Linked DNA regions of Homo sapiens: region 1 is linked to region 2. A link is an interaction called in ENCODE POLR2A ChIA-PET data of the cell type or tissue named here. Cell type or tissue: A673. All regions are shown on one strand. Each heading gives the region's core, and the rest is flanking DNA. Links, peaks and the distances in the headings are about the cores only. Region 1 overlaps RBMS2 (RNA binding motif single stranded interacting protein 2). Region 2 overlaps NACA (nascent polypeptide associated complex subunit alpha).

Region 1 (5,377 bases), core at 143-5,142, 120 kb before region 2:
TGGGTGTGAGTTCTGGCTCAGACCCTTGTGCAACCCAGCAGTAAGACCTAAGCTTGTTATTCTTAGACGAGGGTCCTTCCACACTGACAGGCAGAGTTCCTATTCTTGTTGCATAGTTGGGTTGCTGCTCACTTACCATTTCCCAGGATTCTTAAATGTCTGTCTCCAGTGGTCCTGACAGCCACCGATCACTGCTTTAGGCAGCCTCACAGGATGCTGCAGCTAACCCTGTCCTTTGTTGCTGCCTCTAGGGTTCAGTTCTGACACCAGGGATGGACCATCCCATTTCTCTCCAGCCTGCCTCCATGATGGGACCCCTTACCCAGCAACTGGGCCATCTCTCCCTCAGCAGCACAGGCACGGTAAAGCAGGATATTTCTGATTGTAAACTCTCCTACTGAGCAAGGCATACCTGTGTAATACTCTTCAGCGTAAGTAACTTATGAATAATGATGGAATTACTTCAGTGTCATCCGGGGCACACTCAGAACAGGACATAAACTACAATGGTAGTGCTCCATGAGCCAGGAATACAGCCATTCTGCTCCCCAGCCCACCCCTTTTAACTGATTCCTACTCATGCACCTTGTGAATAGTGCTTCTGTCTGCATATTAGTTTAAGATACACACACGTCCTAGGAATCCTCATCAAAATAGTACCTGGAAGGATGGAGGAAGCTCATTAGGTTTCTTTTAGGCCTACTGCATTCCTTTTTGCATAGAAAGGGCTCAAGGGTAGAGAAGGGAGTGTGTTGAGGAAAAGCAGAAGAAAGTCAGGAAAGAGGAGGAAAATAAGTCATATAGGGAGACGTCTCCCTAACAGTGTACTTTAGAACCACCTGAAGTGCTTTTAAGATGCAAATGCTCAGACCAATTAAAATAGAATCTCTGGGGTAGAATACAGGTGTCAGTATTTTTTTTAAAGCCCCTCAGCTGCTTCAAATGTAGCCAAAAATCACTGCTGTAAGCCTGTTGATGTTTCTCTTTCTAGTATATGCCGACGGCTGCAGCTATGCAAGGAGCTTACATCTCCCAGTACACCCCTGTGCCTTCTTCCAGTGTTTCAGTCGAGGTAAGGGTGTTATCATTTCTTTGGATTGAGATTAGGAAAATGAACGGAGGCAGGTTTCCCCCTGATCAAGATCTTTCTCTCACAATGATGCTGATTCTGTGTTCACAAATAGCTGGTAGGTATACGAAGAACGTAGGAAGGATGTGCTCGCTTCGGCAGCATGCATACTAAAATTGGAACAATACAGAGAAGATTATGGCCCCTGTGCAAGGATGACATGCAAATTTGTGAAGCGTTCCATATTTAAAAAAAAAACAACAGCAGATGTAGGAAAGAAGGACTTGGTCTGAGTTCATGAATGAGGCCCTTCCTTACATTTGGCCAGCCAGTAGTTGACACCAGGATGCTGGCTTGTATTGACTAATGCGTCTTGGGAAGAGGACAGGCTGTAGGAAGGTTGGGGAAGTGGTGGTGTGGGTGGAAACACTCACACATGAGTGTGGAGAGTGGGTAGGTTTGGGAGGGCACTCGATGTAGGGTGGGCTTTGGTCAGGCTGCTGTAGTGGAGGTGAGGAAAGGAATGCGCAAGATGACCCCCCTCCTTGGCTATGGCACAGGAGAGCAGCGGCCAACAGAACCAAGTGGCAGTGGACGCACCCTCAGAGCATGGGGTCTATTCTTTCCAGTTCAACAAGTAACAGTGGGTAAGAACCACATGCTGGGGGGCAGGGAGGGCTGCACTGGCAGACAGCAGCTCAGCCCGGCCTGAAGTCAGACAGGTTCTCATGTTTGTCTTGTCTCCTCTCTGGCTTGTGCCTTCTTTAGGATTCCCCTCCCCATCTTTACTGAATAGAAATGAATTCTTGGAGATACTCATGCTCCCAGATTCCAGAGGGTTAACCAGGAATGGAGACCATCCGTCGGCCCTGCTAAGGACTAACACTTAGCCATCGTTTTTCACAGGCCTGGGCCTGGAAAAAGAAATCTCTACGTTCCTGCCCTTTACTATTGCTGATGGAGCCTGGGGGAACCATCACTTTTTTTGTGTGCTACATTCAAGGAGATCAAAAAAACTTTTCTTCTTTTGCAAAGAAAGCTTTTTGTTTTTAACTGCAACGTACTTTTCCCCTACCTTGAAGAGACATGGTGGTCGCAGCTTCTCATCTATATGAAAAAGTTTTCGATGTATTGGAATTATTTGGGAATGCTTTTAAAACAATTTGTAATTATTTCTTTACAAACCAAAACAGAACAGAAAGGTGTGGTGCTGGAACATCGATGAAGGAGCCCTACTTACTGAGCTTAGTTATGGACTTTTTTGATGCATGTGTGTATGTGTTTTAAAAAGTATGCAGGCTCTAAAAATGTTATTTTGTAAAGCTCTCAGCTCATGCACCCCATCTCCTCTTCACCCATATTATGCCTTCTTTCTCTTGTCCAGATTCTTCTTTTTCTCTTTTCTAAACAGCTGAGCCTGCCTACTTTGCCCTTTTACAGCTTTTAATTTTATGGATTTTTAAAAATGAAATTTCATGTGGAATTTGGGGTTGGGGGGCAGGCTGGGCAAGGAACAAGGCAGAACACTAAGTAGGCCATGGAAGTGGCTGTTCTTTCCCCCACCCTGCCACACCCTGGGAGAAAAAACTAGACTTTGGCTTCAGAAAGCACAGATGTGACCCAGGCTTACTAAAGAGACAACTCCACAGCCCTGGGAACACACCCTTGAGCCAAACTTGGTTGAAGACTAGGTCTTCCCTGGCAAGTTCCGGAAGAATGGACTTACTGACTTTTATCAACTCTTCTCACTGCCAAGGCCAACAGCATCTGAGGTATAGCTTTTTGGGAGTACCTGCTTTCTTGCCTCCTGGAGGATATTTTCTGTCCTGGGCTTCATGGCCCCTCTCTTCCCTGTTACACATTGCTGTGCTCAGAGCCTTTGCAGCTGCGACCTAGTTGAATCCACATAGGCTCCTTCCACACGGTGGAAGATCTGCTGCTTCACTCACAGACCAGGAGTTCTCAATCAGAGGTGGTTTTGTCCCTCAGGCCTTTGGCAACATCTAGAGACAGTTTTGATTGCCACGCCTGGAGGTGGGATGTGTGTGCTACTGGCATCTAGTGGCTGCTAAACATCCTACACTGCATAGGATAGTCCCCACTACCCCCAGCCAAGAATTATCTGACTCCAGGGGTCAATATTGCCAAGACTGGGAAACACTGATATAGACAGTGTTGTCCCTGCCTCCTGGGTTAGGGTAAATTTTCACCCCAACCCTGGACAAACAGTGCCTTTTGACACTCATGCAACTGTTGGGGAAGGACTGGACTGGGATCCTTGAATTCTCCCCAGACTTTGACTTTTGATAACTCTGCATATAGCAAGAGTGATTCTTGAAAGAGCTGTGGCTCCATGCTGAATGCACACATGTACTCAGAGGGATTCAGGTGGGCATTGTTCTGGTGTGTGCTGTGCAATGGTGGGAAAGGACAAAGCTCTCTAAACTGTCCAGAGCAACCTGCCCTGCCCCGGTGTGCTTGGACCCTTTGCCCAGGGAACCAGGACATCAGAAATAATGTTCCTTCTGTGGAAGGACAACGGGGAGCTAGGGTAGCAAAGAGCAATAAATTCCAACTCTTTATGAGGTCAGGAGTCCTTTAAAAAAGCCTATGTCTTGGTCTTTAACTGTCCCCTTCTGCAAGATGTGACTCTATACACATGGAGACAGATTGAAGAAAGACTTCACCCATCTTCTAGGAAATAAAATCCTGCTCTTGTCTTCTCCCAGTCACTCCCTTATGCACTGAAAGGAGAATTTGACTCCCTTGCACTTCAAGGCCAGGTGCCTCTCCACTAGACAGTCAGACAAAGGCAAATAATGGAGGATAGAGAGACAGGTGTTCATTAGGCTGGCCATAGGGAGAGGAAGGGGGTGACAGCAGGGGAAAAGAAACTGTAGTATCAGTTGTCACAAGTAGAGCTCGGCCCAGCTTTCCCTCCCTTCCCAGCCACCCTAGAATTGAGAGTCCCAGTGCCCCTAGTGTCGACTTTCTATGTACATCCTAGGGGTGAGGGAGTGCGGGGCAATGGGTAGGATATAAAGCGTAAAGGACAAATTGCCGCAGTCTTCTAATTGATGCTTCCAAACTCAGGAAGGGCTTATCCAGTGTAAAATAGCCCCAAGCCCAGCAACCTTCTAGAGGGCTCTGGCTGGGCAGATAGCTTTTGTTTTTGAGTCTCCAGCCCTCAGTCAAGGAAAATATACCATAGCTGCTTTCTTGTCAGTGGCCTTTGAGAGAAAGAGAAAACAAATCTAGAATTCTGTTCATCTGATAGACCGGGGGAGCTTTGCTATGGTAGGAGGTTTAGGAAGGGCCTTTCACGCATAGAAACCATTGTTGATATTGCCACTCCCCTCTCCTCTGCCTCACAGAACTCCTGATTCTGTCTTCTTTCTCTCTCTATATATATATTTTAAAATGTTTAAATGGCTCTAATTTTTTGTTTTGAATTTTGAATTTACCTTTTGGAGTTCTTCTCATGTGAATCTACTTGTTAGATTGTATTAATGAGTGTTTCTGGTTTGGGCATGGGAAGTGATGGGGGCCTGAAGTTATTTTGCAGTGGCTAATGGCACTGAGGAATTTCTTTTTTGGTGCATTTGGTTTACACTCATTTCCTCTCCTAATTGTTAGTTCATTTGTAACAGTGGGTGAGTGTTTGGAGGAAAGGAGGGAGAAGAAAGGAGGGATACTGTTTCTCCCATGAAATAGTCTAATTGGTTGGGTTGATGGCAGAAGGAAACATAGGGGAGCCTTCCAGCTCACAGCCAAGGGTTGGGCTCTTAAACACTATGCCTAGTGTTTTCTGAATGCTGTCTTCATGGAGCCCAGCTCTTACTCTCTTTGTACTTTACATCTCACCCCCACTCATTACAGATGCTCATAACATTCTTAAAATATTTTAGTACTTGGCATTTTTCTGTTTTCAGTCAGCTAGAACACACTAGAGTCCTTTCCTCAGATGGCATAATCCTTTATAGGCTCTGAGCCTGCCTAGCCATCTCCTATCGGTGTTATTACTCCTCATCTCAGGCTCTGAGATGATACTCAGACCCTAAACTGATTGGACTTTTTGGAGGAGGGTGCCAGTAGAGAGGTCAGGAAGATGTGGAGATGATGATGGAGAGAGATGTTTTTATTTTATTTTATTTTTTCAGACAGAGTCTTGCTCTGTCGCCCAGGCTGGAGTGCAATGGCACGATCTCGGCTCACTGCAACCTCCGCCTCCCAGGTTCAAGCAATTCTCCTGCCTCAGCCTCCCATGTAGCTGGGATTACAGGCACCCACCACCATGCCCGGCTAATT
Region 2 (5,377 bases), core at 223-5,222:
CCTGACCTCGTGATCCACCCGCCTCGGCCTCCCAAACTGCTGGGATTACAGGCATGAGCCACCGCGCTGCCCTTTTTTTTGTTGTTATTTTTAGTAGAGATGGGGTTTCACTGTGTTAGCCAGAATGGTTTGGATCTCCTGACCTTGTGACCCGCCTGCCCTGCCTGCCTCAGCCTCCCAAGTTGGTGGGATTACAGGTGTGAGCCACTGTACCCGGCCGGCCTCATTTTTTATGGAGACCAAAAGACTGAATTCTATAAAAATGTCTTAACTCCTTTAGTTCTAAAGCCCAGTTTTAGATGTTAGCCACATTTATTCCCATTCTAACATATTCCTTCTAGGTGTATTTTCACATGTTCATTTCAGGATTCTTGCCTCTACATTTACTTGTAACTTTCCCATTTCTAAATTGTAGCCCTTTGATTTCCTCCAAACCATTCTCTGACAACCCAAACTGAGTTTTTCTTGGAATTCCTATGTAGCTATCTGTAAACTAACTGTTATGTTTTAGTTAGCCTGGGAGAGTCCTAGTTTTCATTTATTGTCCTAATATGTAATTATGGCTGTCCTAATCAGAAGCTACTTTGTAGATTAAAATGTCTGTAGAGAATATGCTTAAGAGCAGAAAGTTTACAATATACTCAAAATCTTCCCCTTCAGGAGGTAGCTTTTTCATGTACCTCCAACTTTCTCTTCAACCCTGTACCAAGCTCTTACATGTCGATATGTAACCAATGTAAACTCCTCAGAGGCCACAAAAGCCCCAGTGTGCATTCAGAAAGATTGGAGTTCAGTGAAGGGGCTGATTACTAGATACAGAAGAATCGGGATCTGCTAACAGTTAACATCTGGGAAAGAAAGTGGAAATGAGAAACTATTTTTTTGAGACAGTGTCTCACTCTGTCGCCCAGGCTGGAGTGCAGTGGTGTGATCTCAGGGATTACTCAGTGATCCTATTTTTTGTAGAGGCGGGGTTTTGCCATGTTTCCCAGGCTGGTGTCAAATTCCTGGGCTAAAGAGATCCACCTGCCTTGGCCTCCCAAAGTGTTGGGATTACAGGTGTGAGCCGTCGCGCCTGGTCAGAAATGAGAAACTTTATAGTCAAGTTGTATTTCCTTAAGTTAAGAAGGTCCTAACAGCCTAGTATAGTAACTTTTTTTTTTTTTTTTTTTTTTTTGAGATGGAGTCTTGCTCTGTCTGTCGCCCAGGCTGGAGTGCAGTGGCGTGATCTGGGCTCACTGCAAGCTCTGCCTCCCAGGTTCACACCATTCTCCTGCCTCAGCCTCCCAAGCAGCTGGGACTACAGGTGCCCGCCACCACGCCCGGCTAATTTTTTGTATTTTTAGTGGAGACGGGGTTTCAACGTGTTAGCCAGGATGGTCTCAATCTCCTGACCTCGTGATCTGCCCCCTCCTTGGCCTCCCAAAGTGCCAGGATTACAGGCGTGAGCCACCACGCCTGGCCAGTAACTTCTTAAAAGAGGTATAAAGTCTGAGATTCTAAGTGGGAAATCTGTGGCACTAAACCTTATCAAATGAGGGAGGCCTTAGGAGTAATTAATAAATTACTAGAACCTTTTTAAGTTTTTTTTTTTTTTGGTGTGGGGGGGTGGCGGGGAAGAGACCAGTCACCGACTGAATTCATCCAACAAGAAGCCATAACTTTATTTATGATAGAAACAGTACAAATTTCAAACCAAGCTGCAGTTACTCCTTTGAGACACCAAAAAAAGTTGCTTCCATATGGTTACATTGTTAATTCCTGTAACAGAGAAAAGATAATTAGCGGTTCTTATAGGCAAATCAGGAGAATTCAGGTCACTAAAACTCTTACAGGCAAATCAGGAGAATTTAGGCCACTAAAACCTATACGGCAACTCAGAAGAGGCTCTGGAATGAGGTTCCTTAATTGGCTGATATTTAGCAAGACAAAATAAAGTCACTCATAATTGGTCAGGGCAGAGGGAGTCAAGGAACAAAGGCTTGAACACTTACCATAATCGCATTTACAATATCATTACTGTTGTTCTTCAGGGCTCGGACTGCCTTTGCTCTCGACACATTTGCTTGTGACATGACCAATTCAATGTCCTTAACTTCTACACCTGTTTCATCGACCTGAGAGATGAGAGGGAAAAAGCAGTAAATTAAAGGCAAGAACAATTTCAGCAGTTCTTTGGAGTCTCCTGAATCTAGTTTTTAATATAGCTCACCAACACGAACACAATGCTATACGGCGAGAGTTAAATTATGAAAGATTTCCTAGTATACCTCTTCCTCTTCACTCTCCTCTTGTACAGTTGGAGTCTGTGTGTTTTCTTGAATGTTTGAGACAGCTTCACCTTGAACTTTGAATTTCTCAGCAGCTGCTAGTTGTGCTTGCTGGGATAAATCTTCGATCTACAGGGTAGAAAATACAGATCCATGTGAGTAGATTAGCAGTCTTTGAAAAATAAATCATATAGTTTCACAACTCTCTGTAAACCCATTCAGGTAACTTATTGTACAGCTTTAAACTGCTTGCCCTCACAGTAGAAAGAGTAGTTGTTTAGGTTTAGAGCAGTGGTTCTCAACTAGGGGGTAGTTAGGTCTCCCAGGAGATATATGGCAATGGAGTTTTTGGGTAATCAAAACTGGATGTAATGGATAGCCCTTCCATAACAGAGAACTATCTGACGCAAAATGTCAGCAGTGCTGAGGTTGAGAAACCCTGGTCTGGAACAATGCCCAAGAAAAGTTTACTCACCTTGGCTTCCCCAAAAACTATGTAAGTATCTGAAGCAGGGCTCTTGTAGACATCTGGTTTTGTGATGACAAAGAGGATATTCTTAGATTTCCGGATAGTGACTCTAGTAACTCCTGTAACCTGCCGAAGACCCAGTTTGGACATAGCCTAAAGAAGAGAAAATAGTATCAGGTTTTCAACCTCTTTAGAAGCAGCCTAAAGAAGCAAGGAACATAATACAACATCCAAAGCAAAGCCTTTCCCCAGGCTGAGAAAAGTTCATACAAGAATAGAGAATGGGTTTTCTGCCGTAGTAACTTCTGTTACTTTATTTTTTATTTTTTGGAGGCAGGTCTTGCTCTGTCGCCCAGGCTGGAGTGCAGTGGTGCAATCTCGGCTCAATGTAATGTCCGTCTCCCAGGTTCAAGCAATTGCCGTGCCTCAGCCACCTTAGTAGCTGGGATTACAGGAGCGTTACCACCATGCCCTGCTATATATTTTTGGTATTTTTAGTAGAGATGGGGTTTCGCCATGTTGGCCAGGCTGGTCTTGAACTCCTGACCTCAAGTGATCCATCTGCCTTGGCCTTCCAGTGTGCTGGGATAACAGGTGTGAGCCACCAACCTAGCTACTTCTGTTACTTTCAACGGGATTCTACCACTACTAAGAATTGGGTTCAGTGTATACTGCTTGGGTGACAGGTGCACCAAAATCTCAAAAATCACCACTAGAGAACTTACTTGTATAACCAAAATACCACCTGTTCCCCAAAAACCTATGGAAATAAACAGTTCCACTCTGTATAAAGGTGCTTCATAAGATCCTGAAATCCTTTTCAAATCTTACCTTCCGTGCCTTCTTTTCACTCCGACTCTGTTTTGCTTTACTGACTGGTTCTTCATCAATTTCAGCTGCTGCCGCCAGCTAAGAAGATAAAACAGCTATTAGTTAACCAGAATCTAAGATCTGGATAGCACAATCTCCTTGTGGGTTTTCCTTTATGAAGGTTCACAGTTCCAAATACAAAAGTTGCCCTGATCAACCCTGCTTCTTTGACCCAATACCAGTTAGTAAGAGAATACCCACCTGGGCTTGTTGTGTGGTTGCCTGGGTGGAATCCTGTTCTTCAAGCTCTGGTACTGATTCATCACTGTCAGATTCTGTTCCAGACCCTAAGATGAGAAACAACTTTTACTGCTTTATAGTAGAAATTATAAGAGAAGGTACTTCACCACAGCCTGCCCTGGACTAGAGGTGAATGCCTCATGCTAGACCTAAGAATGTTAAATGTAAACCAACTGGCTTGTGTGAAGTCAGCTTGATAGCCCCTAACTTAGTCACTAACTAGCGGGTACACATCTAGTAAAGACCCAGCCCTAACCCCAGAAATGAGGACTAATCACTAGAAATAGCTGAGCAGTTTAATATACTGTAACTGCTTTCTTTCCCTCAAGGTCTTTGTTTCTTGGCACAGGCAAATAATGACCCATATGACTCTAAAATTTTACCCAATAGTCCAATTATCCCTGTAAAGTTCTGTCAGAAGGTGCCCCCAGATACACTTAAGTGAAAAAACCAAAATCACACCGTGGAGGCACAACAGGTTGGGTGGTTTTCCCCTCAACTTTTAAACTGGGTTGGAGGAAGTCAAAAGCAGACACGTACACATATTCAGCCTCATTTTCAAACCATTCACCCCAGCAATGTGATCTAATCAATATAATTAGAAGATTCTCAATGATGATGACCTATATCTCTAGTTTTTCCAAACATAATTCACATAAATTTCTTTCAATTCAAAGGCCAAGCATCAGTAAAGACTACTGAGGAAAAAAAGCATACACCTGCACCATTTTCAGGCTAGGAAAAACAGATTTCTACATTTTTATGAAAAGGGAGTCCCTGGGCAACTGGTCATTACTAAGTCTAATAATGGAAAAATAAATACAAATAGTTCAATTCTCCAATAATTTTACCAAATCTCAGGCCCAGGGACAAGGTTAGTTAGTGATGTGGTAGGGATTAGAGCAAATGAAAAGGTCTGGCAGGTCTTGGTTTTCAATGTCAGATCAATTAGGTAAAATAGATGGCATGGCAGGCTCAGGGTAGTCCGGGCCACATTACACAAAAATGATACACAATGTACTATGTATCTATCTGAAGTAATGAAAACCAAGATTTGGTTTCATATTCCTAGAACTTTTGCATTTAAAATTATCATTCTATGTTCTACATCCAAACCCAAGCAGATTCACTGGAGAAAGCGGCGCATCACAGGGTTAGTATTGGTGGGTAGCGCCCAAGAGGGGTGTGGACGACAGACACACCATGCACACGGCAAACCAAGGCAAATACCCTTGTTGTTCTTCGTAACAGGTTGCTTGGCAGAGGGGGTTGGGACAGGGATTCCAGCAGATTTAGGGGTGGGCATGTTGACGAGGACCGACTGGAAAGGCACTCCCCCAGAGATTGGTTCCGGGGGAATCAGAGGCAGCAGCTCATCCTCATCAGCAGGGGCAAGGGGTTTAGAGGGTGATTCCAACACCAGCCCAGGAGAGGACGGCAGAAATTGCTGTTTAGGAGGCAGAGTGGGAACTGGGGAGGGAGCAAGAGGCAGAGAGACTGGTGGGGAGGGTGCTGCAGAGACAGATGC

What was found. Peaks named below come from ENCODE experiments on the same cell type or tissue, not always from the same donor. Only the 100,000 strongest peaks of a DNase experiment are listed, where the experiment ranks them.
Region 1: POLR2A ChIA-PET joins it to region 2 with 11 read pairs; 3 of 35 experiments call an interaction of 5 or more read pairs at or near these places.

Annotation. Positions count from the first base shown.
Region 1 is chr12:56,587,303-56,592,679 of GRCh38, forward strand. It overlaps RBMS2 (RNA binding motif single stranded interacting protein 2), which reads left to right. Exons shown (of 14, transcript NM_002898.4): 11 at 252-362; 12 at 992-1,072; 13 at 1,630-1,716; 14 at 1,838-5,377. The coding sequence ends at 1,710. It also overlaps the pseudogene RNU6-343P. Among named protein-coding and RNA genes, the nearest start is that of BAZ2A, 40 kb to the right of the region's middle. In A673, for the core only: a CTCF peak has its summit at 3,153 (motif pointing left); a DNase peak (open chromatin) is centred at 3,099.
Region 2 is chr12:56,710,792-56,716,168 of GRCh38, forward strand. NACA (nascent polypeptide associated complex subunit alpha) reads right to left here. Exons shown (of 9, transcript NM_001365896.1): 3 at 5,080-5,377; 4 at 3,811-3,896; 5 at 3,571-3,648; 6 at 2,746-2,892; 7 at 2,271-2,399; 8 at 1,995-2,117; 9 at 1,636-1,761. The coding sequence ends at 1,747. Among named protein-coding and RNA genes, the nearest start is that of NACA, 12 kb to the right of the region's middle. In A673, for the core only: no CTCF peak of the experiment used is centred there; no DNase peak of the experiment used is centred there; H3K27ac peaks cover 2,638 bases.